Regions from separate parts of the Homo sapiens genome. Here region 2 is linked to region 1. Evidence: read pairs that join two places in POLR2A ChIA-PET (ENCODE). Cell type or tissue: PC-9. All regions are shown on one strand. Links, peaks and the distances in the headings refer to the core of each region. The heading gives the core; the rest is flanking DNA.

Region 1 (5,378 bases), core at 105-5,104:
TATGAGATTCCTAAAATTTTAATGTGTCTTGGTATATGTTATCAGTCATAATTATGATTATTATGTTAAACTGTTGTAAACCACAGGAATAACCAAATTTCCTTGTCAATTGCATCTTTAACCATGGCTATTCTAAGTCTTTTGCTATCTAAAACAATTAGTTTTATTTCTCTTCTCATAAAGCAGTTACAATTGTCTATAATTCAAAATTTGCTTTTTCTTCAAGGAAATTCATAGAATAGGACCCTGACAAGTACTCTTGAATACAGGTTTCTGATAACTTTGGAGATCATATCATTGGACTAAGTAACAACTTTCAGGTATGTAATAAACTGATGTGTTCCTTAGATTGCTAACTCAACATCAAGCAGAACACGAATTAATTACATGTGACTGAACTGACAGAAGACTGAAAAGATTTGCTGACTTTTTATTTAAAACATTGCTGGTTTTTTTTTTTATTTTGTCTTCCAGAGTCAAGAAAACTTTTTTTCCTTGAGCTATTTATTTATACTTTATAACAATTGGGTAAAAATACCTTTGTGAACAACATTGAAACATCTGCCTTTCTCTCTACCTGATTACTCCAAAATTTGGAAACTATTCATGAGTACTCTTATTTTATGGCAATCTAGTTATTTGCATACATTTAATAAGAATCTTTTTTCTGTAACAGGATATAATTGGAGACACTTGTTATTTTACTAAGGATTTGACTGGAATGACATATTTTCAGATATGACCAGACTGCTTTGAAGAATGGAGGTTGACTCTATAGAGGCAATTAGAAAGCCTCTTGGAAAGACTGGCCTGGTCCCTTGTCTACGTAGTTCCCTTTCAAGATTTCTGTCCTGTGTTAAGTAAAGAATGTCACTTTCTGACAGGCCTGGGAACCTCAAAATATTTCCGCTGTGTATCTCTCATTGTTTTATTTCTTCTGAGAAAACTAAATTCATGGTACACTGAAGAGGTGATTCCACAAGTGATGGCAGCTATAAATCAATGACTGGTAGGACTACCTGGGCATGAGCCTTTCTGGCAATGAGGGATACCTTGACACTCAGATTTTGATCATCAGTGCTTTCAAAAGGAAAGATTTTTGATCAAAAGGAAGAAATGAGAAAAAGAACTTTTATCTGAAGAATGCAAGTCCTTTCCAATTATCAGATCCAGAGAGGTATTAAAATGAGACGGCAATCCTGTCCTACACACACCCCCTTTTGAGGCATGTACTCATCTTTTTATACTGCTTACTATTGCCACAAGTAGCTGAAAATTAGCCTACTGGTGCTGCACCAGACATTATAACCCATATCCTATAGCTTAATAATGGATAGCCAATCAACAGCTTATGTTATGTTAATGTAAATTATTGGTAAATAACTCAGGAACTGCCTCTTCTTTCCTTTTAAAAACCCACTTGTGGGCCGGGCGTGGTGGCTCACGCCTGTAATCCCAGCATTTTGGGAGGCCAAGGTGGGCGGATCACAAGGTGAGGAGATCAAGACCATCCTGGATAACACAGTGAAACCCTGTCTCTACTAAAAATACAAAAAATTAGCCGGGCGTGGTGGCGGGCACCTGTAGTCCCAGCTACTCGGGAGGCTGAGGCAGGAGAAAGGCGTGAACCCAGGAAGCAGAGCTTGCAGTGAGCTGACATGGCACCACTGCACTCCAGCCCGGGCAACAGTGCGAGGCCCTGTCTCAAAAAAAAAAAAAAAAAAAAAATCCACTTGTGGCTGAGTGTGGTGGTTCACACCTGTAATCCCAGCACTTTGGGAGGCTGAGGTGGGTGGATCACCTGATGTCAGGAGTTCGAGACCAGCTTAACCAATGTGGCGAAACCCTGTCTCTACTAAAAATACAACAATTAGCCAGCTGTGATGGTGGGTGCCTGTAATCCCAGCTACTTGGGAGTCTGAGGCAGACTCAAGACTTCAAGAATGTCTTGAACCCAGGAGGCGGAGGTTGCAGTGAGCCAAGATCACACCATTGCACTCCAGCATGGGTGACAAGAGTGAAACTGCCTCCAAAAAAAAAAATCCACTTGTAACTGCTGCTACTCAGAATGTATATTCACGGCAACTAGAATCTATGTTACTAAGTTGCAATCCTCAAGCTTGTCCCAAATAAACTCTCTACTTATATTAATTTTGCCTCAGCTTCTTCCTTTTAGGTCAACAATGGTAAGATAAAATAGAAGACAAGAGAAATTTCAAAATCTGCAGGAGGCTCCTAGTAGTTAGACCCTCAGAACTCCTCGGTACATCTTAACTCTCCTTTGTCTACAGGACATGATTTTAAGTGATGGGGTTTATTGTAAGATACACAGGGAAAGCCTGGAAATTATAATCTGTCTAGTTCCCTTGCAATTCGAAGATTGAGACATATTGAACCTTATAGAAAACTGGACAATGGATCATCATTTTTTTAGGCATAACAGCAGCTATGGTGACACACCAGCTCTAGTGACCCAGTTGTCTTATCATCCCCCACAAGCTACCATCTTTACAGAGAGTAAAATCTGTATTCGTCCATTCTCACATTGCTATAAGGAACTACCTAGGTTGGGCATGGTGGCTCACGCCTGTAATCCCAGCACTTTGGGAGGCCAAGGTGGGTGGATCACCTGAGGTTGGGAGTTGGCAGCCAGCTTGACTAACATGGAGAAACCCTGTCTCTACTAAAAATACAAAATTAGCCAGGCGTGGTGGCACATGCCTATAATCCCAGCTACTCAGGAGGCTGAGGCAGGAGAATCACTTGAACCTGGGAGATGGACGTTGCGGTGAGCTGAGATCATGCCATTGCACTACAGCCTGGGCAAAAGGAGTGAAACTCTGTCTCAAAAAAAAAAAAGAAAAAACAAAACAAAAAAAACCTACCTGAGGCCAGGCGCGGTAGCCCATGCCTGTAATCCCAGCACTTTGGGAGGCCAAGGCAGGTGGATCACCTGAGGTCAGGATTCAAGACCAGCCTGACCAACATGGTGAAACCCTGTCTCTACCAAAAATACAGAAATTAGCTGGGCGTAGTGATGCATGCCTGTAATCCCAGCCACTTGGGAGGCTGAGAGAGGAGAATCACTTGAACCTGGGAGGTGGAGGTTGCAGTGAGCCAAAATCATGCCATTGCATTCCAGCCTGGCTGACAGAGCAAGATACCATCTCAAAAAAAAAAAAAAAAAACTACGTGAGACTGGGTAATTTAAGAAGAAAAGAGGTGTAATTGACTCACAGTTCCATATGGCTGGGGAGGCCTCAGAAAACTTACAATCATGATAGAAGGCAAAGGAGAAGCAAGTACCTTTTTCACAAGGCAGGAGGAGAGAGAGATCCAGTGAGGGAAGTCTCAAACACTTAAACCATCAGATCTCATGAGAATTCACTCACATCATGAGAAGAGCATGGGGGAAATCTGCCCCTATGATCCATTCACCTCCCAGCAGGTCCCTCCCTTGACTCATGGGGATTACAACTTGAGAAAAGATTTGGGTGGGGGCACAGGGCCAAACCATATCATTCTGCCCCTGGCCCCTCCCCAATTTCATGTCCTTTTCAGATTGCAAAATACAATTATTCCTCCTCAACAGCCACCGAAAGTCCTATTCCAGCATTAACTCAAAAGGTCACAGTCCAAAGTCTCTTCTGAGACAAGGTAAGTCCCTTCTGCCTAGGAGCCTGTAAAATAAAAAAACAAGTTAGTTACTTCCAAGATACAATAGGGGTTCAGGTATTGGGTAAATGCTTCCATTCCAAATGGAGAAACTGGCCAAAACAGAGGGGTTACAGGCCCCACTGCCAGTCTGAAACTTGGCAGTCATTAAATCTTCAAGCTCCAAAATAATCTCCTTTGACTCCATGTCTCACATCCAGAGCATGCTGATGCAAGAGGTAGGCTCCCAAGGCCTTAGGTAACTCCGCTCCTGTGACTCTGCGGGGTACAGCCCCTGCAGCTGCTTTCATGGGCTGCCCTTGAGTTCCTGCAGCTTTTCCAGGTGCACAGTACAACCTCTTGGTGGATCTGCCATTCTGGGGCCTGGAGGATGGTTGTCCTCTTCTCACAGGTCCACTAGGCAGTGCCCCAGTGGGGACTCCATGTGGGAGCTCGCATTCCACATTTCCCCTCTGCACTGCCCTAGTAGAGGTTTTCCATGAGGGCACTACCCCTGCAGCAGACTTCTGCCTGGATATCCAGGTGTTTCCACACATCCTCTGAAATCTAGGCGGAGGATTCTCAAACTTTAACTGTTGCCTTCTGCACACCTACAGGCCCAATACCACATAGAAGCCACCAAGATATGGGGCAGCACACTCTGGAGCAACAGCCCAAGCTGTACCTTGGCCCCTTTTAGCCACAACTGGAGCTGTAGTTGTGGCTAAAATGGGCATGGCATCCTGCATCCCCCAACTGTGGCTGGGATGCAGGGTGCCATGTCCCAAGCCTGCAGAGTAGTGGGGCCCTGGTACCAGCCCATGAAACCATTTTTCCCTCCTAGGCCTCTGGGCCTGTGATGGGAGGGGCTGCCATGAAGGTCTCTGAATTGCCCTGGAGACATTTTCTGCATTGTCTTGGCAATTAACATTTGGTTCTTCTTTACTTACCCAATTTTTGCAGCTGGCAGCTTGAATTTCTCCCCAGGAGATGAGTTTTTCTATTCTTCCACATGGTCAGGCTGCAAATTTTCCAAACTTTTATGCTCTGCTTTCCTTTTAAACATAAGTTGCAATTTCAGATCATCTCTTTGTGAATGCATATGACTGTAAACTTTCATAAACAGTCAGATCACATCTTCAGTGCTTTGCTGCTTAGAAATTTCTTCTGCTAGATACCTTAAATAATCTTTCTCAGGTTTATAGCTTCACAGCTCTCTAGGGCAGGGGCAAAATGCCACCAGTCTGTTTGCTAAAGCATAGCAAGAGTGACTTTTGCTCCAGTTCCCAGTGAGTTCCTTATCTCTATCTGAGACCACCTCAGCCTGGACTTCATGGTCCATATCACTATCAGCATTTTGGTCAAAACCATTCAACAAGTCTCTCAGAAGTTCCAAATTTTCCCACATCTTCCTGTATTCTTCTGAGCCGTCCAAACCGTTCCAACCTTTGCCCATAATCCAGTTCCAAAGTCACTTCCACATTTTTAGGTATCTTTATAGCAGTGCCCCACTCCTGGTACCAATTATCTGTATTACTCCATTCTCACACTGCTATAAAGAACTACCTGAGACTGAGTAATTTATGAAGAAAGGAGGTTTAATTGACTCACAGTTTCACATGGCTGGGGAGGCCTCAGGAAACGTAATCATGGTGGAAGGTGAAGGAGAAGCAAGCACCTTCTTCACAAGGTGGCAGGAGGGAGAGAGCAAGGGGGGATGTGCC
Region 2 (5,378 bases), core at 162-5,161, 65 kb after region 1:
AAACAGCCAGGCACAGTGGTTCACACCTGTAATCCCAGCACTTTGGGAGGCTGAGGCGGGCACATCACTTGAGGCCAGGAGTCCAGCCTGGGCAACATGGCAAAACCCCGTCTCTACAAAAAATTAGTCAAAAAAAAAAAAAGACTAAAATCACTTTATTGGAGGAAGGGGGATTTTCCTTAGTATTGTAATGAAGAGCTGTTACAGTTCAATAATTAAAAGGCAAAGACTGCAATAGAAAAATCAGCAAAGGACATGAACGAACAAATCATAAAAGAAGATCTCTGTAGCAATCAAAGAAATACTTTATTGTTAAACAGAATCTGCCTAAAATGTGGGTTTAGAGCTCTCTTCTAAGATAACCCAGACTAGACTTCATAGTCTAGGGTGAAGCTTTATGGGCCCTTTTTCTTGTCCTAATCCCAAACCCGAATCTTCTCATTTTAACACCCCTGGCTGGGGGTGAAGACACAAGAAAGCCAAGTGCACTTGGAAGAATTGTTTGGCATTCCCTGGGCCTCACAAGCAAACATCAGCAGCCGACAAGGCAGGGTGCAGAGGGCCGCCTCATGGAGCCTATGGCCCTGGATGTTCTCCGGTGACAAGTCAAGCCTATCTAGCTTTGTGCAGAGTGCCTGCAGCAGTGCTACTCAAAGTGTGGTCTGTGGGCTGATGGCACGGACATCCCCAAGGAGGTTATAGAAATGCAGGACCTTGGGCCCCCTCCCCAGGTGTCCAGAACAAGATCTGCCTCTCAGGGGCTTCAGAAGTGCGGCCCTAGGGCACCTGGCTTGGGCTTTGACCATCACAGGTGCACAGCAATCACGCATCTGCCCATTGAACAAAAGAGTGGACAGGATGGTCTCTGAGGTCCCTTTCAAAATAAATCATGAGACTTAATGAAAGCTGTCAGGATTCAGCTGAGTAAACTATAGTCATGCGTTGTTTAATGACAGGGATACGTTCTGAGAAATGCATTGTTAGGAGACTTCATTGTTGTTTGAACATCATAGAGTGCACTTACACAAACCTAGATGGGATAAGCCCACTGCACACCTAGGCTACATGGCATAGCCTATTGCTCCTAGGCTTCAAACCTGTATGACATGCTCCTGTACTGAATACTGTAGGCAGCTGTAACACAATAGTATTTGTGTATCAAAGCATATCTAAACATAGAAAAGGTACAGTAAAAAGACAGTATAGGGCCGGGCACAGTGGCTCACGCCTGTAATCCCAGCACTTTGGGAGGCCGAGGCCGGGGGCGGGGGGCGCGGATCACCTGAGGGCAGGAATTCGAGACCAGCCTGGCTAATGTGGTGAAACCCCATCTCTACTAAAAATGCAAAAATTAGCTGGGCGTGGTTGTGGGCACCTGTAATCCCAGCTACTCGGGAGGCTGAGGTAGGAGAATTGCTTGAACCTAGGAGACAGAGGTTGCAGTGAGCCGAGATCACGCCACTGCTCTCAGCCTGGGCAACAGAGCGAGACTCTGTCTCAAAAAAAAAAAAAAAAAAGACCGTATAATAATCTTATGGGATCACCATTGTACATGCAGTCTGTCACTGACCGAAATGTCATTATGCAGCACTTGACTGTATCACCATTTTACAAAGGCCTTTAAGTAAGATTAACAAATTAATAACAGTGATTTGGTTCTGATATTTTTGACCGTGAATTTAGAGTTTCTTATTAGTATCATGTCACTGGGCTTTTTTATATGCCCAGGAGGCACCAACAAGGCGTAAAGCCTTTTCTCATTCGTCCCTTCTAGTCCACCTCTTACAAAACAGAAAGCATTGGGATGTAAAATCAAATGAGTAGAAATGAGAACGGAGCTGCAAAGGCTGGAGGAAAGGGTGCCGCCGTGTAGGGGTGTCGCTCTTTTCCCTGCCTTTCCACAGAGAGCAGAGCCCAGAAGCATTCACCTTGTACATTCGGGCATATGTGCAGAGGAGGGGCGGATGAAGAGGGAAAGAAAAGACTAGAAAGAGGAAAGAAGGGGCCAAGAATCAAGGACCCCTGTGCCAACACAGGGGGACATGCCAAATCTGGCCACCAAAGTCCTTTTGAGGCAACTGCATGCATCATCGTCATCATCGTCATCACCGTCATCACCGTCGTCACTGTAACTCTACTTGCTGTCTGCCAACCACTTTACTGAGCAGACCATCCTAGTAGCAACCCACCTTCTAGCTTCAAGGCTGTCCATAGACCTTAGGCTGCCAGGAAACCAGTTATAAGCAGGGAGACAAAAGGGATCCAGAGGATGGAGAGGCATTCTGAGTTCCGCTAATGAGTGAGGTGAGTCACGGGCTGACTCAGACGAACAAGAAGCCTGTGAGAGGGGAGGTGGTGGGGGCCAGACTTCAGAGGAGCCCTGCTGAAACGTTCAAATGGGAGCTAGGAGGCCAGGGACATAGTGTTATTCAGAGAACTGCCTGCAGCTCTGGCGTTGGAGGGAGGAGCGGGTCATGAAAACAGGGAGAAAATTGCATTTGAAGCCAGAAGCTGAGTTGTGAATCTGTAGCCTTCTCTACTTTGAGAAATATGCAGTATTCTCTAGTGACACCCACCTGCTCTTCGGCAAATTCCCGAAAACTAACTCAATAGGCATTAATGGTCATCAGGTCCCTGGGGAGTAGAGGGAAATCGGGTACCACTCGATTTTTTTAATCTCAATTAGAAAAATGGGCCTCTTTTGACTTTCTTTAGTGTTTTACATTTGGAGAATCTTGTGATCCAACCATATTTTTTGTTTGTTTGTTTTTTTGAGACAGGGTTTTGCTCTGTCACCCAGGCTGGAGTACAGCGGTGCAGCTCGGCTCACTTCAACCTCTGCCTCCTGGTTCAAGCGATTCTCCTGCCTCAGCCTCCTGAGTAGCTGGGATTACAGGAACGTGCCACCATGCCCAGCTAATTTTTTGTATTTTTAGTAGAGACGGGGTTTCACCATGTTGGCCAGGCTGGTCTTGAACTCCTGATTTCAGGTGATCCACCCACCTTGGCCTCCCAAAGTGCTGGGATTACAGACGTGAGCTACCTCGCAGGGCCTGACATAATTTTTAAAAAATTTAAATATATGACTAAAGCGTCTTCTTTCCTGTTAATGGATAGAAGCATGGCCAATAGCAGTTAGCCGTGGTCATCTTAGCCTTGGCCAGCTAATTTTCCATTACCAGCAGATTTGCTGTATTTAATCTTAGGTGTTTTGTAACATTATTAACCTCAGTGTCTGATAATTGCAAAAACAATTCAGAATGCTCAATGTGCTATTGAGAATAGGTTTAGGATTATGATGAAAATAAAACAGATTAACAGATTGAATGTGGTAAGAAAAATCATGTGTTGCAAGCGGGTAACACATGAGGTTTTGAGTTTGCAGAGTCCAGGTTCACACATTATTACAAAGGCCGGTAACAGCATTGTTCTATACGGACTGCGGAAATGACATGATTGTCTCCCGACATACTGTATCTAGGCCCCCTGAAGAGCAGGTATTTGTGACATGGCTAGACATAGGTGTAGAGTATTTGAGTGGCACAATTTTTCTTCAAGTAACTGACACAGAAATCAAACCCCCAGACTCCGCCAATTCAGACAACGTAAACCAACTGAACTATCTAAAAATAATTTTGGTTGATTACGTATTTATATGTAATTTGATGACTATTGTCTCAAATGTACTTCACTAGGACGGTACCATGGCTGTGGAAAAGTTTGGCCATCTGTGAACTTTCCTTTTTTTTTTCTGTTTAATTTTTAATGACCAAAACGAAGCATCTAAAACCGCAGCTTCTGGAAGAACCGCTTGTTCTTGCCTGTCTTGTATCTCTCTTCAAACTTGACCTTGGCCTCTCATCGGGCCTTGTGTTTAAGAGTAGGGTCTCTGAAGACATCCTTATTGATGACAGTTTTGTCCAAGGGGATATCCACAGAGTACCTTGTGGGCATTAGCTGATTGTGGTTATAAACTTTCACAAAAGACTTGATCTTTGACCTCTTAGAGATCTTCTTCTTGCCCATGGCAGCTGTCACTTTGTGGGGACAGCGGTCAATTCCAGCCACCAGAGCATGGCTGTAGGGGCGATCTAAGGTACCATCATCAATGTTCTTCACGATGATGGCTTTGCATCCAGAATAGCATCCAGCCAGAACAAGCACCACCGTCCCAGGTTTCATGAACTTGCCCATTTCAGCAGCAACCCCTCGGGCCTATAGCAAAAAGGAACTTTCCTTTTTCTTTTTAAGAGACAGGGTCACACTCTGTCACCCAGCCTGGAGGGCAGTGGCGCAATCACAGCTCACTTTAGTCTCAAACTCCTGGGCTCAAGGGATCCTCACACGTCAGCCTCCTGAGTAGCCGGGACTACAGGCATGCCCCACCATAACCAGCTAATTTTTAAAATTTTTTGTAGAGATGGAGTCTTGCTATGTGCCCAAGTTGGTCTCAAATGCCTGGCCTCAAGTGATCCTCCTGCTTTAGCCTCCCAAATTGCTGGGATTACAGGCGTGAGCCACCATACCTAGCCAGCTGTGAACTTTCACGGAGATGGAAAATACTTTCCTCCAAAAGTAAAAGTGTTTCAACTTCGCCTGCCCTCAACAGATGACAATAGCCGTTGGCCGTGGTCATCTTAGCCTTGGCCAGCTAATTTTCCATTACCAGCAGATTTGCTGTATTTAATCTTAGGTGTTTTGCAACATTATTAACCTCAGTGTCTGATAATTGCAAAAACAATTCAGAATGCTCAATGTGCTATTGAGAATAGGTTTAGGATTATGATGAAAATAAAACAGATTAACAGATTGAATGTGGTAAGAAAAATCATGTGTTGCAAGCGGGTAAGAGATGGATCCTTAGTCAACAGGGTGATTCGGAAAGACAAAAAGGTTCAAAATGTGAAAAATGCTGGCGGGGTCTATGCAATGAACAGCAATTAGCAGAAAATGAGGGAAAGTAATCAAAGAAATGGAAACAATACTGAGTATGTGATTAGAGAGCTAGCATCAACTTTGACTGCCTATCATCCAAGCATTAATTCAGATGAAAGCTAAAATTGTGTTCAAGTACTTAAAAGCTAGGTGTTGTGACAGTGCTAAGGAGTTTTTGTTTTTGTTTTGCTTTGTTTTGTTTAGACAAGATCTCACCCAGGCTGGAATGCAGTGATGCCATCAGCTTCCTTAGCAACTGGGACCACATGTGCAGGCCACCACACCTGGCTACTTTTTAAAAATTTTTGTAGCGACAAGTTCTCACTATGTTGGCCAGGATGGCCTTGAATTCCTGGGCTCAAATAATTCTCCCACCTTGGCCTCCCAAAGTGCTGGAATTACAGGCGTGAGCCACCGCCCCTGGGCTGCTAAGGTGTTCTTTT

The links. ChIA-PET counts read pairs that join two places held together with the same protein. Peaks named below come from ENCODE experiments on the same cell type or tissue, not always from the same donor. Only the 100,000 strongest peaks of a DNase experiment are listed, where the experiment ranks them.
Region 2: POLR2A ChIA-PET joins it to region 1 with 6 read pairs; 5 of 35 experiments call an interaction of 5 or more read pairs at or near these places.

The regions. Positions count from the first base shown.
Region 1 is chr7:131,306,072-131,311,449 of GRCh38, reverse strand. MKLN1-AS (MKLN1 antisense RNA) reads left to right here. Exons shown (of 6, transcript NR_125364.1): 5 at 227-320; 6 at 677-1,706. It also overlaps a transcript of MKLN1 not described here. Among named protein-coding and RNA genes, the nearest start is that of MKLN1-AS, 19 kb to the left of the region's middle. In PC-9, for the core only: no CTCF peak of the experiment used is centred there; no DNase peak of the experiment used is centred there.
Region 2 is chr7:131,241,408-131,246,785 of GRCh38, reverse strand. It overlaps a transcript of MKLN1 not described here and the pseudogene RPL27P11. Among named protein-coding and RNA genes, the nearest start is that of MKLN1-AS, 84 kb to the left of the region's middle. RefSeq lists enhancers at 163-754, 1,939-2,532. In PC-9, for the core only: no CTCF peak of the experiment used is centred there; a DNase peak (open chromatin) is centred at 2,305.